Linked DNA regions of Homo sapiens: region 1 is linked to region 2. A link is an interaction called in ENCODE POLR2A ChIA-PET data of the cell type or tissue named here. Cell type or tissue: endothelial cell of umbilical vein. All regions are shown on one strand. Each heading gives the region's core, and the rest is flanking DNA. Links, peaks and the distances in the headings are about the cores only.

Evidence for each region. ChIA-PET counts read pairs that join two places held together with the same protein. Peaks named below come from ENCODE experiments on the same cell type or tissue, not always from the same donor. Only the 100,000 strongest peaks of a DNase experiment are listed, where the experiment ranks them.
Region 1: POLR2A ChIA-PET joins it to region 2 with 8 read pairs; 6 of 35 experiments call an interaction of 5 or more read pairs at or near these places.

Annotation. Positions count from the first base shown.
Region 1 is chr12:110,299,675-110,302,595 of GRCh38, forward strand. The region is part of intron 5 of ATP2A2 (ATPase sarcoplasmic/endoplasmic reticulum Ca2+ transporting 2); the gene reads left to right. Among named protein-coding and RNA genes, the nearest start is that of ATP2A2, 20 kb to the left of the region's middle. In endothelial cell of umbilical vein, for the core only: no CTCF peak of the experiment used is centred there; no DNase peak of the experiment used is centred there; H3K27ac peaks cover 1,137 bases.
Region 2 is chr12:110,189,579-110,192,499 of GRCh38, forward strand. IFT81 (intraflagellar transport 81) reads left to right here. Exons shown (of 19, transcript NM_014055.4): 13 at 1,342-1,470. Among named protein-coding and RNA genes, the nearest start is that of IFT81, 67 kb to the left of the region's middle. In endothelial cell of umbilical vein, for the core only: no CTCF peak of the experiment used is centred there; no DNase peak of the experiment used is centred there.

The DNA of each region.
Region 1 (2,921 bases), core at 153-2,652, 110 kb after region 2:
AATGGCACCATCACGGCTCACTGCAGCATTGACCTCCTGGGCTCAAGTGATTCTCCCACCTCAGTCTCCTGAAAAACTGGGATCACAGGCATGAGCCACCATGTACCTGGCTAAGTTTTGTATTTTTTTTGTAGAGATGGGTCTTGCCATGTTGCTCAGGCTTGTCTCTCAAACTCCTGGGCTCAGGCAGTCCTGCCTCAGCCTCCCAAGTAGCTGGGATTACAGGCATGCGCCATCATGCCCAGCTAATTTTGTATTTTTAGTAGATGTGGGGTTTCTCCATGTTGGTCAGGCTGATCTCGAACTCCCGACCTCAGGTGGTCCGCCCGCCTCAGCCTCCCAAAGTGCTGGGATTACAGGAGTGAGCCACCACGCACGGCCTAAAGCAGCTCCTTCCGTCAGTCTGTCCGTCCGTCTGTCCTTCCTTCCTTCCTCCCCCTTTCCCTCCCCTCCCCTCCCCTCCCCTCCCCTCCTTCTGTCCTCCCTCTTTTCCTTCTTTCTCGCTCTCTCTTTTTTTTTTTTTTTTTTTTAACTTGGAGACAGGGGCTTGCTCTCTTGTCCAGGCTACAGTGGAGTAGTGTGATCACTGCGACCTCGAACTCCTTGGCTTCAAGGGGGTCCTCCTGCCTCAGCCTCCTGAGTAGCTGGTAATACAGGCACATGACACCATGCCCAGCTTTTTTTTTTTTTTTTTTTTAAAGACGGAATCTTGAACTGTCGCCCAGGCTGGAGTGCAGTGGCACGATTGCGGCCCACTGCAAGCTTCGCCTCCCAGGTTTACGCCATTCTCCTGCCTCAGCCTCCCCAGTAGCTGTGACTGCAGGTGCCCACCAACACTCCCAGCTAATTTTTTGTATTTTTAGTAGAGACAGGGTTTCACTGTGTTAGCCAGGATGACCTCGTGATCCTCCCGCCTCAGCCTCCCAAAGTGCTGGGATTACTTACAGGTGTGAGCCACCATGCCCGGCCTTTTTTTTTTTTTTTTTTTAAAGTAAAGATGGGGTCTTGCTTTGTTGTCCAGGCTGGTCTTGAACTTCTGGGCTCAAGCGATCCTCCTCCTCCTGCCTTGGCCTTCCAAAGTGTTGTAATTACAGGTGTGAGCCACTGTACCTGGCTCAAAGCAACAGATTTTGATAATAGATAGGAGAGTGTGTAAATCAAAGATACTGGCAAGATTTCTAGTTTACGTGACTGGGTGTGATGATGGTACTCTACTACCTACAGAAGGAAACATTGGAAAGGAGATTGTTTTTCCACAAATATATGTGGTGGGTGAGGTTGTAGATGACATCACCTAAATATGTGTATGAGATTCTGTTTGATTTTATGCTTACAGTTTCTCCAGCTTCTTCTTGTTTAATTTTTTTAAAAAAATAGAGACAGAGTCTAGCTATGTTGCCTAGGCTGGTCTCAAACTCCTGGCCTCAAGTGATCCTCTTGCCTTGGCCTCCCAAAGTTCTGGGATTTACAGGTGTGAGCCACTGTGCTCTGCCTTGTTGGGCTGTTTTAGTGTGTTGAGTCTACTTGAAGCCTTAGAGAAATTACCCCCAAAGCCTTTATCCTTAGTTTGCATCAGTAGATGGCAATGGTAGACAGCTTCAGAGGAAACTACAACTGTGATACCTCAAAGCACCATCCTTTTTGAAGAAAGAGACAAAAGCCAGCTTCTCTTCAGTTGGTGATTCTGGTTTCTCTGTATCTTTGAATCCTGATTCTTGCCAGTCCTTCCCGTCTTTTGTAAGACACTCTAACCTAATTAACTGTGAGAAACTTGGAAGTCATCTTGATTTTTTCCCCCCTCTTATCCTCTGATTTGTCCGTAAGGCCACTGATTCTGTCTCCAGAACACACCCAAGTTCGTGAACTCCGTTTCCTTGGTCAGCACACTAGTCTAGCCATCATCTCACACCGCAGCTGTCATCATCTCCTAACTAGGCTCTGGCTTCCTTTGTTGTCTTCCTCCAGTCCATTCTCCACACAAGTGCCAGAGTGGTTTCTTAAAGGTTGTGTTATTTATTCATCTGCTAAAAAACCCTTAAGGGACTTCCCCATTGCACTTAAAATACAAAATTCTCTGACCTGATAAACTTGCATTGTGTGTATGTACCTCCTGCTTTCTTCTATGATTTCATCTTGTGCTGCTCCTTCATGTTGCAGACATCCAGGCCTTTTTTTCAGTTTTCAGTACCACCAAAGTCACCTTTTTTTGGAAGGTTAGGCAAATTTTATAGAGTTTATTAATTTGCTCAATGCACTGATCTTATGGTGGTGAAGCTTTGATTATTACCCTGACCTATCTCGCTTTCTCACACTGAAATTTCATTTTCTATATTGTAATATAGTTTTGTTGTTGCATTTGATAGTTTAGAAAGGACAAATAATGTTTGATCTATAGTGTATGTGACTTAAGATTTTCAGTCTAATGGGATTTTCCTTATTTATATTGTGGTAAAGTATACATATTATAAACTTACCCATTTTAACCATTTTTAAGCGTGCAGTTCTGTGGCATTAAGTACATTCACATTGTTTTGGGACTGTCACCATCCAGAACTTTTATCTTCCCTAACTGAAATGTACACCTTAAACACTGACTTCCAGTTCCCCTCTTCCCTGGCCCCTGGCAACCATTCCCTTTATTTGAATATTCAAAAGACAATGAATTTAATATTCAAAAAAAACCTGAGTTTAAATCCCTTAGGTGAATATACTACTACTATAAAGTGGAGTACAAATTTAAATCCATTTTCCTTTCACCTGTTTCTGAATCCTTCATAGATAGTGCTGATTCTGGTAGTTATTTACCACTTTTTTTCCCCAGCTCTTCCCCCACAGTATGGTAATTGCTAAAAAGCGTATATATTGCTTTGACGTTGGGCTCTGTTTTTCTTTAATTTTTATTTTTATTACTATTATTATTA
Region 2 (2,921 bases), core at 251-2,750:
CCTTAGGGGATCCACCTGCCTCAGCCTCCCAAAGTAGTGGGATTACAGGCGCGAGCCACCACACCTGGCCTAATTCCAGTCTTACACATATAACATCTTGACCTTTCCATTTGGATATCTAATATATATTTCAAATTTTTAACATGTCCAAAAATAAACTTCTGATCTGCACCACCTCCTTAAACTAGTCTTCCCCATTCTTCTTCCTCTCAACAAATGGAAACTTCATCCTGTTAGTCTCTCAAGTCAGAAACCTTGAACTCATTCTTTATCCTTTACTTGCGTTCACATCCCTACATCTAATTTGTCGCATTATCTTGTTTGATCTGCCTTCAAAATATACACAGAACCATTTCTCATTATTTCTGTCACCACCACCCTGATTCATGCTACCATTTTCTTTAACTTGAACTATTGAGACGGTCTTCTAATTGGCCTCCCTGCTCCTACCTAGCCTGATCTCAGCACAGATGTTAAAGTGATCATTTTAAAATTGCCTTAACTCTGAACCTTTCAACAGCTGCCTATCTCATTTTAAAGAAAACAAAGCTCTTTCATCAGCTTAAAAATAAGATAACAATACAACTTATTATCTAAAGTAGGATACTTCTTGAGAGTGCAAGGGACAATAGATGTACACTGAGACCTAGCAAACCAGCTGAACCCCATGTAACCCCTCCTTCACCCCCACCTTATTCTCACTGCACCTCCTTACTGTTTCTTGAACTGGTCAAGTTTGCTCCCAGCTTTTGCACTTGCTGATTCCCTCACTTCCTACGGGGCTTTGCTCAGATGTCATCTTCTCAGGATCATCTTCTCTGGATCATCTTCTCTAACCACCTTCTGGTTATACTATATTTATTTATTTACTTATTTACATATTGCTTATTTATTCCCACTAGTAGTAAGCTCTGTGAGGGAAGGGATTTTTTTTTTCCTGTTCTATTCACTGCCGTATACCTGGTGCCTAGAACTGTGATTGGCACATTTACATATATAATAAATATTGGATGAGTGAACATATCATTTGAGAATTCATTCTTTCATCAAATGTTTATTGAATGTACCCTATGTTTTAGGTTCTGTGCTGAGTACATAACATTATTATAAAGTCTACGATTAGAAATACTTCCTATGTACCTGAAGATACCATAGGTTTATAATATACAAAGGCATGTAATTGAATGAAATAATAATTGAAGTCAATGAAGATTGTCCTTTAGGATTCTAAACTAATTAATTCTATTTACAATTTTTTGTTATGTATGAAATTTGTACATTTCTTATGGGAGCCAGCAAGATTTTGACATGTTTTGTGGCCTTTTTATTTTTTACTTATAGCAAACTATGGAGGAGAAAAAGGGTATATCTGGATATAGTTACACCCAAGAAGAGCTAGAAAGAGTATCTGCACTGAAGAGTGAAGTTGATGAAATGAAAGGACGAACATTGGATGATATGTCTGAAATGGTGATGATACTTTTATTTAAATTTTCTTTTATTGTGTAGCTAGAAGGCAGGTGTTTTGTGTTAGTTTTATTTTCAGTGAAACATTCACCTGTTAATTTCTGCACATTACATTCTTTCATCTTTTTTTTTTTTTTCTTTTTGAGGCAGAGTCTCACTCTATTGCCCAGGCTAGAGTGCAGTGGCATGAATTTGGCTCACTGTAACATCCACCTCTGGGGTTCAAGTGATTCTCATGCCTCAGCCTCCCAAGTAGCTGGGACTACAGGTGTGTGCCACCATGCCCGGCTAATTTTTGTATTTTTAGTAGAGACAGGGTTTCACCATGTTGGGCAGGCTGGTCTCTACCTCCCGACCTCAAGTGATCCACCTGCCTCAGCCTCCCAAAGTGCTGGGATTACAGGCGTGAGCCACTACACCCGGTCTCATCTGTCTTTATCAATCTCTTTTGAATTTTTTTCATTCTAGTAAGGTTGTTCAAATTCTAATAGTTTATGCATTTTCTGTTTTTTTAATGTGCAAAAGTTATATAACATTAAAGAAATATTTAAGAAGAAAAATAAATTTTCCCAGGTCATACCACCCTAATAGAATTATTTCATTGTTGTGTATGTTCTTAGAATCTTTCCATTTTCAGGACTTGTATTCAATCAGATTGCACTAGTACACTTTCACCAGGCATTAAAATGTTGATATCTTATATTACTTGTTGGTAAATAGCCGCCCCAAACCCTCAGAGTACCCCCCTCCAGTTGTCTTGTCCACATTGGCCATTCCCCCAGAACCCTCTGGATCTCATCACAATCTAACTCCTAAAAAGGTTAGCATGTAAGACCCTGTTCAGGCCAGGCACGGTGGCTCACACCTGTAATCCCAGCACTTTGGGAGGCCGAGGCGGGAGGATCACTTGAGGTCAGGAGTTCGAGACCAGCCTGGCCAACATGGTGAAATCCCGTCTCTACTAAAAATACAAAAATCAGCCGGGCGTGGTGTCGCACTCCTGTAGTTCCAGCTTCTCAGGAGGCTGAGGCATGAGAATCACTTTAACCTGGGAAGCAGAGGTTGCAGTGAGCTGAGATCACACCATTGCACTTCAGCCTGGGCAACCAAGCAAGACTCTGTCTCAAAAAAAAAAAAAAAGACCCCATTCATCTCTCTGATTGGTGTCCATTCTGATGGATCATTACTTATGCTATTTGGACTATACTGTAGTATTTTGAATATCACTCCATCTATATTTATGTATATTTTATATGCCTACATAAATAATACATCATGATTATAGTTGTATAGGGCAATTTTTTAATATATTTATTCAATGTTAAATTATAAAGATTTTCCCGTAATGGTTTACAGTCTTGAGAACTGACGTTTTGAATGATTAAATAGTATAGTATTCCATCTTGCTGAGGAATCAGGATTTTCTAAAGCACTTCTCTGTTGTTTGGGACTGA